2 separate regions of the Homo sapiens genome follow, and region 2 is linked to region 1. A link is an interaction called in ENCODE POLR2A ChIA-PET data of the cell type or tissue named here. Cell type or tissue: MCF 10A. All regions are shown on one strand. Each heading gives the region's core, and the rest is flanking DNA. Links, peaks and the distances in the headings are about the cores only. Region 1 has its middle 56 kb from the start of PIAS1. Region 2 overlaps PIAS1 (protein inhibitor of activated STAT 1).

Region 1 (2,500 bases), core at 1-2,500:
TGAGTAGTTGGGATTACAGACACACACAACCATGCCCAGCTAATTTTTGTATTTTTAGTAGAGACGGGGTTTCACCGTGTTGGCCGGGATTGTCTCGATCTCTTGACCTCATGATCCGCCTGCCTTGGCCTCCCAAAGTGCTGGGATTACAGGCATGAGCCACCGTGCCCGGCCCAGAACCACTTCTTAATTGAAGAGAACATCTTCCTTCTCTTTGTCTATGGGATAAAGTCCTATACCTGTAACCAAGGCCATACCCAAGGGTCCCCCAAATAGCTCAACTCAACTGGCTGATGCTCATGGGTAGCCATGACCCCTCCAGCCCATTGCCCAGCCTGTCACACGCTTCCTGCCTTTACACATGCCACTCCCTCACTTCCTATTTCTACCAGATGAACACCTGCCTGTTTATCAGTGTCTCTGAGAAAACATCCCCCTTTCCCCCCAAGAGCAAGGGCAAGGCTCTGCCTTCATTGCATCCTTAGCCCTCCAAGCTAGCTGATCTACTCTCACATCACTCCCCTGACCAGCATGTAGAAGCAATCCACACAGAAGCAGGCCTGGCATGAAGTGTGGTCCTGGGGCCCCTGTTGGGCCATCTTAACTCATTGGTTGCTTGATCATGAGGTGGGGCCCAAAGAAGTGACAGGGCTGCTGGGACTGAGGGAATTACTCAGGCAATTGATGCTGACTCTACCTTTTTGTGATCAATCTGGTCTCCTTGGTTCCAGGATTTGGAGCTCTGTGCTCCAGCAATGCAAGCTGCCTCTGAACCATTTGTCTTGTCCTCCTGCCCTAGGACTTTCCTTCTGCCTTTGACTTTAATTTTCTGCATGGATCCTGGACATGGTTCAAACTTCTGGTTCTAGTGGCCCAACTCTCTATGAAGAAGAATTCCCTGTCTCAGCCCCAGAATCTCAGGTTTTCACCCAGCTTGCTATCCTCAAGGGATAAATCAGACTCTTTCCTCTCTGCATCCCATCTTTTTGTTGTATAACTTATTTTGGGTTTTGCTTGTTTGTTTTTTGAGACAGGGTCTCGCTGTGTTGCCCATGCTGGGGTACAGTAGCATGATCACAGCTCACTGTAGGTTCAATTTTCTGGGCTTCAGTAATCCTTCTGCCTTAGCCTTCCCAGTAGCTGGGACCACAGGTGTGTGCCACCATACTCGGCTAATGTATTTTTATTTTTTGTAGAGGCAAGGTCTCACTATGTTGTCCAGGCTGGTCTTGAACTCCTGGGCTCAAGTGATCCACCTGCCTTGGCCTCCCAAAGGGCTGGGATTATAGGCATGAGTCATCATGCCTGACCTAACTTATCATTTTGTCTTCTAACTATTTGTTTTCATGACTAAGCCCCTCCCTGGACTGTGAGCTATTTAAGGGCAGAGTGGATGTCATAACATATTTCATAAATTAATGCATGAATCAATGATGATCAGTGTCTGTAGTATTACAATCACTTGTAATGCTACAGATGATATTATAGCCCTATGAATTACATAGAAAATCATTTTTATCATCCATGACTTCCATTTCAAGTCTCCCAAGAGGGAGGAAAAAGAATCTCTGCCTGTCTGGCCCCACGTGGAGTCCAAGGAATATTATAGTTCTTTTCCTTGTATTTTTCTAACGCCACTACATTTTGGGGGGCTTATCCACCTTAGTACCTACTAAGTTCAAATTTGGACTAAGTCTGTAGCTCGGTTGTGCATTTTGAACTTCATCTTAAATTGGTCATGGCCCATTGCTACTGCTTCACATTTCCTCCGTCGTGTTTTCTCTTTTATTGCTTCTATAGGTTGTGAGTTAGGATAATAAAGTCAAGATAAAATTGCTCCAAGCCATTTGCAGCTCTGGGAAGCTGGCACAGGGCTGCCAGGAGCTGGCTGGGTGCCACCAAGAGGAAAAAATATTCTTCCGTGTTGCCAGCCTTATCAGGACTCCTCACAGTTTCTTGCCAAAATTTTAGGAAAACGATGATCTACTCCCCTGCAGCTATTCTGTATGTTTCTATAGGTGGGGAGTCTTTCAACAAGGATTTTCACTAAAAATACCTCTCATGTTTTTCCCCTGGTTTAAGACTGTAACTTGAGCTCCATATTGTGAAATACTGACATTGAGATATTAATCACTGTGCATAGTTGAGGCATCATTGTCATCATCATCAGCCACTCACACTAACTGAAAGTTTATAAGCTATGGAATCCCACTCAGGACGTGCTCATGAAAGAATAATTGGAGATTATTTTTTAACTGTGAAAAATGTTCTTTTGGAGGAATGAGGAATTGGGAAAATAGGAACAGATTATAGAAAGCTGGTAGGAAATCACAATTCTATTCTTTTATTTTCTTTCTGTTTGTTTTTCCAAGATAAAGGGTCTCCTTATGGTGCCCATGCTGGCCTTGAACTGGGCTCAAGTGATCCTCCCACCTCAGCCTGCCAAAGTGCTGGGATTATAGGCATGAGCCACTCTGCCTAGCCTAAAATTTTCAATTTT
Region 2 (8,114 bases), core at 236-2,735, 130 kb after region 1:
CATCCCATTTATACTTTATTATGACTATGTAAACACTATTTGTAAGTGAGCAATGTAGTGAACTATTTTTCATTTCTTGAATACCTTTTTATTTTCCCTGTTCTGGTCATTTTCTTTTCTTTTTTTTTCCCCCTGTGTACTTATTTCTCATTCATTGCCAAAATTTTTTTGCCACTGTGTAAATCTCCAGATGGATAAGATGAATGTCTAAATTCATGTGCATGAGGTAATTCTGTCAATTTCATGTTCTATGAGAATTCCCTACCAGAGCCTTCTGAACTGATACTCTGCTAAACCCAAACACAGGATACTCTGTCATCTTGAGGTCTTCTTTCATTACATCTCAGATATTATTTTGCCTCTTGCCTGTGTTAATCTTGTATTTCATAGGCCCATGTCCTGTTCTTTCTTAGTTTTCTCCCTCTTTTTAGTGTGGCATATCTCTTAGTAGTTCATAGGAAAAAGCTGCATGGAAGGTAATTTTTTAAATAAAGCATGCCTGAAAATGTTTTATTCTATACCCATACTTTATTTGATAATTTGGCTGGGTGTAGACTTCAACATAAGAATAATTTTCCTTTAGAATTTTGAAGGCATTAATTTTTCCATTGCCTTCTAATTATAGTGTTGTTGAAAAGTTCAAAGTTAGGCTGGTTTCCGATTTTTTTTTTCTCCTTTTTAGAGACAGGGTCTCACTGTGTTACCCAGGCTGGAGTACAGTGGCATGATTATCGCTCACTGCAGCCTCAAACTCCTGAGCTTAAGCCATCCTCCTGCCTCAGCGTCCTGAGTAGCCAAGTCTAAGGCCTGTGTTATCATGCCTGGCTAATTTTGTTATTTTTTGTAGAGACAGGTTTGCTATGCTGATCTAAGCTGACCTCAAATTCCTGGCCTCAAGCAATCCTCCTGCCCTAGCCTCCCAAAGTGCTGGGATTACAGGCATGAGCCACTGCGCCCCAGACCAGTTTCTGATCTTTTTCTGTAACCTGTTCTTGCCCCACCTCTCCAGAAACATGTAGGATTCTTTTTATGTGCAGTGTTCTGAAATTTTATTGCCATATGAACCAATTTTAGCCATTATATTGGGAATACAGTGGTAATCTGGAAACTTGTTCTTTACTTGTAGGAACTTGTCTTGAATTATTTCATTAATTATTTCTTATTTCCTTCCTTCTGTTTTCTCTGTTCTCTCTTTGGAACTCCTATTCCCAGACTAACCCTCTAATTTTCAAACCTGTTTTCTTCCTCCTTGTCTTTTTGCTTTACTTTCTGGGAGATATCCTGAACTTTATTGTCCAGCCTGTCTATTGAGCTTTTCCTTTGTGCATCGTATTTTTACCCTCCAAGAACTTTGTGTATACATATAAAATACAGATGTTTCTTTTTTTTAAACAATAACTAGTTAATTGTTTTTGTTTCTGTTTTTGAGACAAGGCTGGCTCTCACCCAGGCTGGAGTACAGTGTTGGAATCTTGGCTCACTGCAACCTCCACCTCCCGGATTCAAGTGATTCTTATGCCTCAGCCTTCCCAGGAGCTGGGATTGCAGGCGTGTCCCACCACGCCCAGCCAATTTTTGTATTTTTAGTAGAGGCGGGGTTTCACCATGTTGGCCTGACCTCAAGTGATCCACCCGCCTCAGCATCCCAAAATGCTGTAATTACAGGCATGAGCCACCGCGCCTGGCCTTGGTTAATTGTTTTATAGTTGTACCATGGTTATAAATGGTAGCTTTTTTCGGAGCCTTTGGAAATTTATCTAATTGTTGCATAATCTCTGCCTGTTCCCAGCTACCTTTTTTTTTTTTGGTCATTTTGGTCACCATTATTCCACATTGAAGGCTTTCCTCTGATACTTAGTCGTGCTGGCATGTCTGTTCATTTTTTTTGACTTATTTTAATTAATTTATTTATTTTGAGATGAAATCTTGCTCTGTCACCCAATCTGGAGTGCAGTGGCATGATTTCAGCTCACTGCAACCTCTCCTGGGTTCAAGTGATTCTCCTGCCTCAGGCTCCCGAGTAGCTGGGACTACAGGCGCACCATGCTGGGCTAATTTTTGTATGTTTAGTAGGGATGGGGTTTCACTATGTTGGCCAGGCTGGTCTTGAACTCTTGACCTTGTGATCTGCCCGCCTTGACCTCCGAAAGTGCTGCGATTACAGGCTTGAGCCACCGCGCCTGGTCATTTTTTAAACCTGAATGTGACATCAAGCTTTATAGACCCAGTTCCAGTTTTGAATTTCTTTTTTTTTGAGCAGTTCTATCTGACTTTTGCAGGATGAAGGAAGGGCAGTTGTCTAGCTAACTAGAGAGGATGAATGGACCTGGGGATCTGATAACTTCATAAGCAGGTTTTCAAGAAATTCCCCTTGCTTTAGCTATATTCTGTTAGCCCCACTTGTACAGGTATTTTGCATTATAAATTAGATCAGTTCTCCTATTTCACTCAGCTTCACTGCTAGTTGAGGATGCGTTTTTCTTTGGTAACTTTGTTACCACTCATATATTTGCTTTCCAGTTTCTACACTTTTTGTTGCCCTCCTATTTCTTTCTCCTCATTTGGGTTTATTCTTTTACAACACAAAAACAAAACAGGCAAGCAAAGAAAAATCTTTACTGACCTTTTATTGGAATTTTAGGATAGAGTAAAAGAAGATGATGTGCTAAGCTAGCAATCTCTACCAAGACCACTTTTTTCCTTTTGTTTTCATTTTATTTTATTTATGTATTTATTTATTTTTGAGATGGAGTCTCGCTCTATTGCCCAGGCTGGAGTACAGTAGTGTGACCTCAGCTCGCTGCAACCTCCTCCTGCAGGGTTCAAGCAATTCTCCTGCTTCAGCCTCCCAAGTAGCTAGGATTACAGGTGCACGCCACCACGCCCAGCTAATTATTTTGTATTTTTAGTAGAGATGGGGTTTCACCATGTCAGCCAGGCTGGTTTCGAACTCCTGACTTCAAGTGATCTGTGTGCCTCAGCCTCCTAAAGTGCTAGGATTACAGGCGTGAGCTACCATGCCTGGCCTTTTTCTCCCTTTAGATCTTTTGTTTAGGCAGTTCAACTTAGCAGTCTAGAATGGGAATTTTCAAATATGGCTGCCCATTTAGAATCACCTGGAAAACTTTATTATTTACTTATTTTTTGAGATAGGGACTCACTCTGCCGCCCATACTAGAGTGCAGTGGCCCAATCACAGCTCATTGCAGTCTCAACCTCCCAAGGCTCAGGTGATCCTCCTGCCTCAGCCTCCTGAGTAACTTGGGTTACTGGCGTGTGCCACGACGACCAGCTAATTTTTGTACTTTTAGTAGGGACAGGGTTTTGCCTTGTTGCCCAGGCTTAAATGATCCACCTGCCTCGGCCTCCCAAAGTGCTGGGATTACAGGTGTGAGCCACTGCTCCTGGCCAACCTGGAAAACCTTTAAGAAATATTATATCTGGATCTCACAATTAGTGGGATTGGTTGTTGGCTAGGGTGTGGTTTTAGTTCTCCAAGTTATTCTGTTGTATAGCTGGATTTGAGAATTCTGATCTAAAAAAAAATTTTTTTTGGAACAAATGAGAAAAAGCAGCAGATTCTAAAAATATGACTGTTTTTTATTAGAACATCATCTGTTAAAACATTCCAGATTCTGCTAGAAGTAATAACCTTTCTCAGTGGTATTAGGAATTGAGAATGAGTTTCTCTGAAGGGTCTGTTCCTGTTTGCATTCCAACAAATGGACGCAGTATCCAAAATTAAGTCTTCATTGGAAGTGAGAAATAGTATTGTAGAAAATCAAATTAGTAGAACAGAGGACAAACTTGAGAAGCAGTCACAGAATGTACAATAAATAAATGTTAGAAAAGATAAACATTGATAATGAAAATCTAAAATAGAAATAATTTTTTTTCTCTTGGAAAACTAAAAGACATGGATAAACAGCAGTAATCAGTGATAAACAGAAAAAAACTTTTAATATATAATGTGTTATATAACATGTATTTCTTAAACTTTGTAACTTATAAATATTAGAGGATACAGTGTATTACTATTTTTTAGAGACAGGGTCTCTCTGTCACTCTGGCTGGAATGCAGTGGTACGATCATTTTTCACTGTAACCTCGAACTACAGGGCTCAAGCAGCCCTTCCCACCTCACCCTCCTGAGTAACTAGGACTGTAGGCACATACCACCACACCTGGCTGATATTTTAAAGTTATTTTTTGTAGAGACAGGGTCTCACTATATTGCCCAGGCTGCTCTCAAATTCCTGGCCTCAAGTGATCCTTCTGCCTCAGCCACCCAAAGCACTGGGTTGACAGACCTGAGCCACTGCACCTGGCCCAGTTACTTTTCAAGTGTCTGCAATATTTATAAAGCTATATATATACTTGACCGTAAACATAATAGCTAATTCAAAACAGCAGAAACTATAAAAGTTGTTGTTGTGAGTATACTAAAACAAAGATTTTTAAAATGACATTAAAAAAATAAATTATGAAAATAAGGCATTAATGAAAAGCCAAAAGAAAACACTGCATGCTTTTATGATTTAAAAAGATGAAGAACCAAGAATTTAGTATAAAATTTAAGAAAAATAGAAGTAGTATATTAAAGATAAAGGTAAAAATTATTTTTAAATTGTGTTTATATAGTGGATACTTTGCAGACATTGAAGTGGATTAGATAATTTATGTATATGTTGAAATGAAAACATGTCCTCAAAACTTAAAATCTTAATGAAAAAGCAGATTGCAAAATAATTGTATTTACACACACACACACACACACACACACACACACACACACACACTCTTACATAGATTTATGTGTGCTTATAAGTCCCTATAGTTGTATACCAAATTTTTCATAATGTTCAGGGGTTTTCTTCATCCTGTAGGGAAGCAGCTAGATTATGGGGTAGACTTTTATTTTGTAATCTCTTGTGGTTTTAATTTTTGTTTTTTACAGTGAGTATTGCATATTTTCTATAATTGGAAATAAAAAAGATATGTTCATTTTGAGGGGGGGAAGCAATATTTCACCATACGAAACTAGAAAAAATAGTTTATTACGCATTGCATGCCTGTATCAAAATATTTCATATACCCCATAAATATATACACCTGTATACCCACAAAAATTAAAAATAAAGATTTTTTAAAAATAGGAAAAAAGGTGGAATTAATAAATAAACCTTAAAAGAAAAAGGCTTATGAAAGAGGCAAAATATATAAGCTTCTTGCAGATCTGATTAAACAAAATCAACCATAGAAAGTAGATTTAAATCACATAGAAGAAATATATGTATATAAATATTAGGAGCAATACATTTACACAGTTATATGTTAATAAATTTCAGAAACCTCTATGAAGTTTCCAGATATATTAAACATTCCAAATGTTTTTTTCTACATGTATATGCAGTGAAAATAATGTATAAAATGTGATATACTGATAACTTGACAATATTATCAAAGAACTACTTTTTAAAAAAAGAAAAACTCTGGGTTTGATACATTTGCTGGTAAATTCTTCAGAACTTTTTTTGAGGAATAAACAATTTCTGTATACTACAAAATGTTCTCAGTTATTAAAAAGTAAGCAGGCCAAAGAGGAATACAAAGAAACAAAGGTAACACTTAAAAAAAAAAAAAAAAAGCTATCATTCAGTTTCACTTTTTGAATATAGTTGTGTTCCTTAAAATATTAACTGGTAGAATTTATCAGAATATTGGAGGAATAATAAGATTTAAATTAGGCTAAGTCTACTGGACTAAAACCTTGATAGAGATATATATCCTCTATCCAGAAGTCATAAATAGTTCAGTATTAAGAAATATATTAATTCATCAGATGTAATAATAGCTAACATTTATTGACTGCTTACTTTGGGTTAGGTAGGCACTGTTATAAGCGGTTTTATATTTTTATTTAGTTATCAAAATAATTCTAAGGTTTCTCTAGGGTTATATTACCTAGATGAAGAAATTGAAGCATGGAAATGTCAGACAGTGTGCCCAAGGTCACACAATTACTGAATGACAGAACTGGGGTAAGCACGCGGACTTCTGACTCCAAGAATCCATTAGCTTATTTGGAGTTTAAATAGAAACTTTAAAAGGTTTCATAAAATTAAATGCCCATTAATAATTTTTTTAAAAAGAAGTAGAAAAAGTGTTCTTTAACATTATAGGGAATCTTTATAGTCAACAGACAGCTTTATATTTATTTATTGAAAAATTATAGATGTATATATTTATGGGGCACAGAGTGATGTTACGATCTTCGACTACCATGTGAAATGCTTAAATCAACTAATGTATCAAGCTGATATGTTAATCAATTTCCACAACTATTTTACATTTTTTAGGTGATGAGAACATTTGAAATTTACTCTTAGCAATTTTAAAATGTTACTAGCTATGTTCACTGTGTTGTGCAATAAGATCTTATTAAAAAAAAAACTTATTTCTCCTATCTTCTAACCATATCTGGTAACCACCATTCTACTCTTTGTTTCTATGAGTTTGATTGTTTTAGATTCCACATATAAGTGAGAGCATGCAGTATTTGTCTTTCTGTATTTGGCTAATTTCACTTAATAAGCATAGTATTGTCTAATTCCATTCATGTTTGTCACAAATGACAGAATCTCTCTCTGTTTTAAGGCTGAATGCTTTTCCATTATGTATACTTATTTAGGACCACATTTTCTTTATCCATTCATCTGTTGATGAACACTTAGGTTGATTCCGTACTTGGTATTTTGAATAGTGCTGCAATGAACATGGGAGTGTAGACATCTCTTTGACATACTGTTTTCGAATCTTTTGGGTAAATACCTAGAAGTGGGATTGCTGGGTATTTATTTATTAGTTTAAAAAAAAAATCCTAGGCTGGGCGTGGTGGCTCATACCTGTAATCCCAGCACTTTGGGAAGCCAAGGCAAGTGGATTGTCTGAGTTCAGGAGTTTGAGACCAGCCTGGGCAATGTGGCAAAACCTCCTCTAAAAAAAAAAAAAAAGAAAAGAAAAGAAAAAAAGAAAGAAGAACCCTAGAGGTAGTTACTAATAATGGAGGTGCATCAGAATTATTCCCAGTGGGGGCTAAACTCCCAGACATGTATGTTTTGAAGCAGCTTTGTGGGTGATTGTTAAAAACTACAGTGTTGGCCGGGCATGGTGGCTCACACCTGTAATCCCAGCACTTTGGGAGGCTGAGGCGGGCGGATCACGAGGTCAGGAGATTGAGATCATCCTTGCTAACACGGTGATACTCCGTCTCTACTAAAAATACAAAAAATCAGGGCGTGGTGGCCCTCACCTGTAGTCTCAGCTACTCGGGAGGCTGAGGCAGGAGAATCACTTGAACCTGGGAGGTGGAGGTTGCAGTGAGCCGAGATGGCACCACTGCACTCCAGCCTGGGTGACAGAGTGAGACTCTGTCTCTAAAAAAAAAAGGAAACTACAATGTTAAAGGTACATCAAATTTTACAGCAAAGAAGTCACCCTGGAAGATCTACAAATATTCTTGTAAAAGTTCTGGCCTATACAATAAGACATGAATTAGAACTAGAGGTATAAATGTTAGAAAGGAAAATTAAATTTTTCCTTACTTATGGTTAAGGGAAGGTTTATCTGCAAATCCTAAGGAATTGGCTATAAAACTAGGGTTAAGTTCAATTTGAGTGGCAAAATAGAGCTTAGAAGAACAAAAACCGAAATTATGTAATAACCACTTTGAATAACAACCAAAGTGAGAGTCCACGCAAAATATAAATATTAAAAAGTTAGAAATACTCATTTTTGCTCAGTTTTATCTTTTGAATTTGATTTAAACGTAAAAATTAACTAGAAAACTATTAAAATTCTTCCTATTTCTTATCCCATTCTCTGTCTCTCATAGGTAATCATTTTTAATTAATTTCAGTTTATCCTTCTGGTTTTCTTTTCTTTTCTTTTTTTTTTTCCGAAAAAAGCCAGTAGCTTTATGTATTATTACTTCCTCTCTTACACAGAAAGTAGTAGCATACTGTATTTTTTTAATATTGTCGTTGTCACTTTAATGATGTATCTTAGAGAGATCACTCCCATACCAACACATAGAAATCATCTTCATTCTTTCT

The links. ChIA-PET counts read pairs that join two places held together with the same protein. Peaks named below come from ENCODE experiments on the same cell type or tissue, not always from the same donor. Only the 100,000 strongest peaks of a DNase experiment are listed, where the experiment ranks them.
Region 2: POLR2A ChIA-PET joins it to region 1 with 11 read pairs; 3 of 35 experiments call an interaction of 5 or more read pairs at or near these places.

Annotation. Positions count from the first base shown.
Region 1 is chr15:67,996,911-67,999,410 of GRCh38, forward strand. No RefSeq gene overlaps it. Among named protein-coding and RNA genes, the nearest start is that of PIAS1, 56 kb to the right of the region's middle. In MCF 10A, for the core only: no CTCF peak of the experiment used is centred there; DNase peaks (open chromatin) are centred at 1,351 and 1,931.
Region 2 is chr15:68,125,038-68,133,151 of GRCh38, forward strand. The region is part of intron 2 of PIAS1 (protein inhibitor of activated STAT 1); the gene reads left to right. Among named protein-coding and RNA genes, the nearest start is that of PIAS1, 75 kb to the left of the region's middle. In MCF 10A, for the core only: no CTCF peak of the experiment used is centred there; a DNase peak (open chromatin) is centred at 1,544.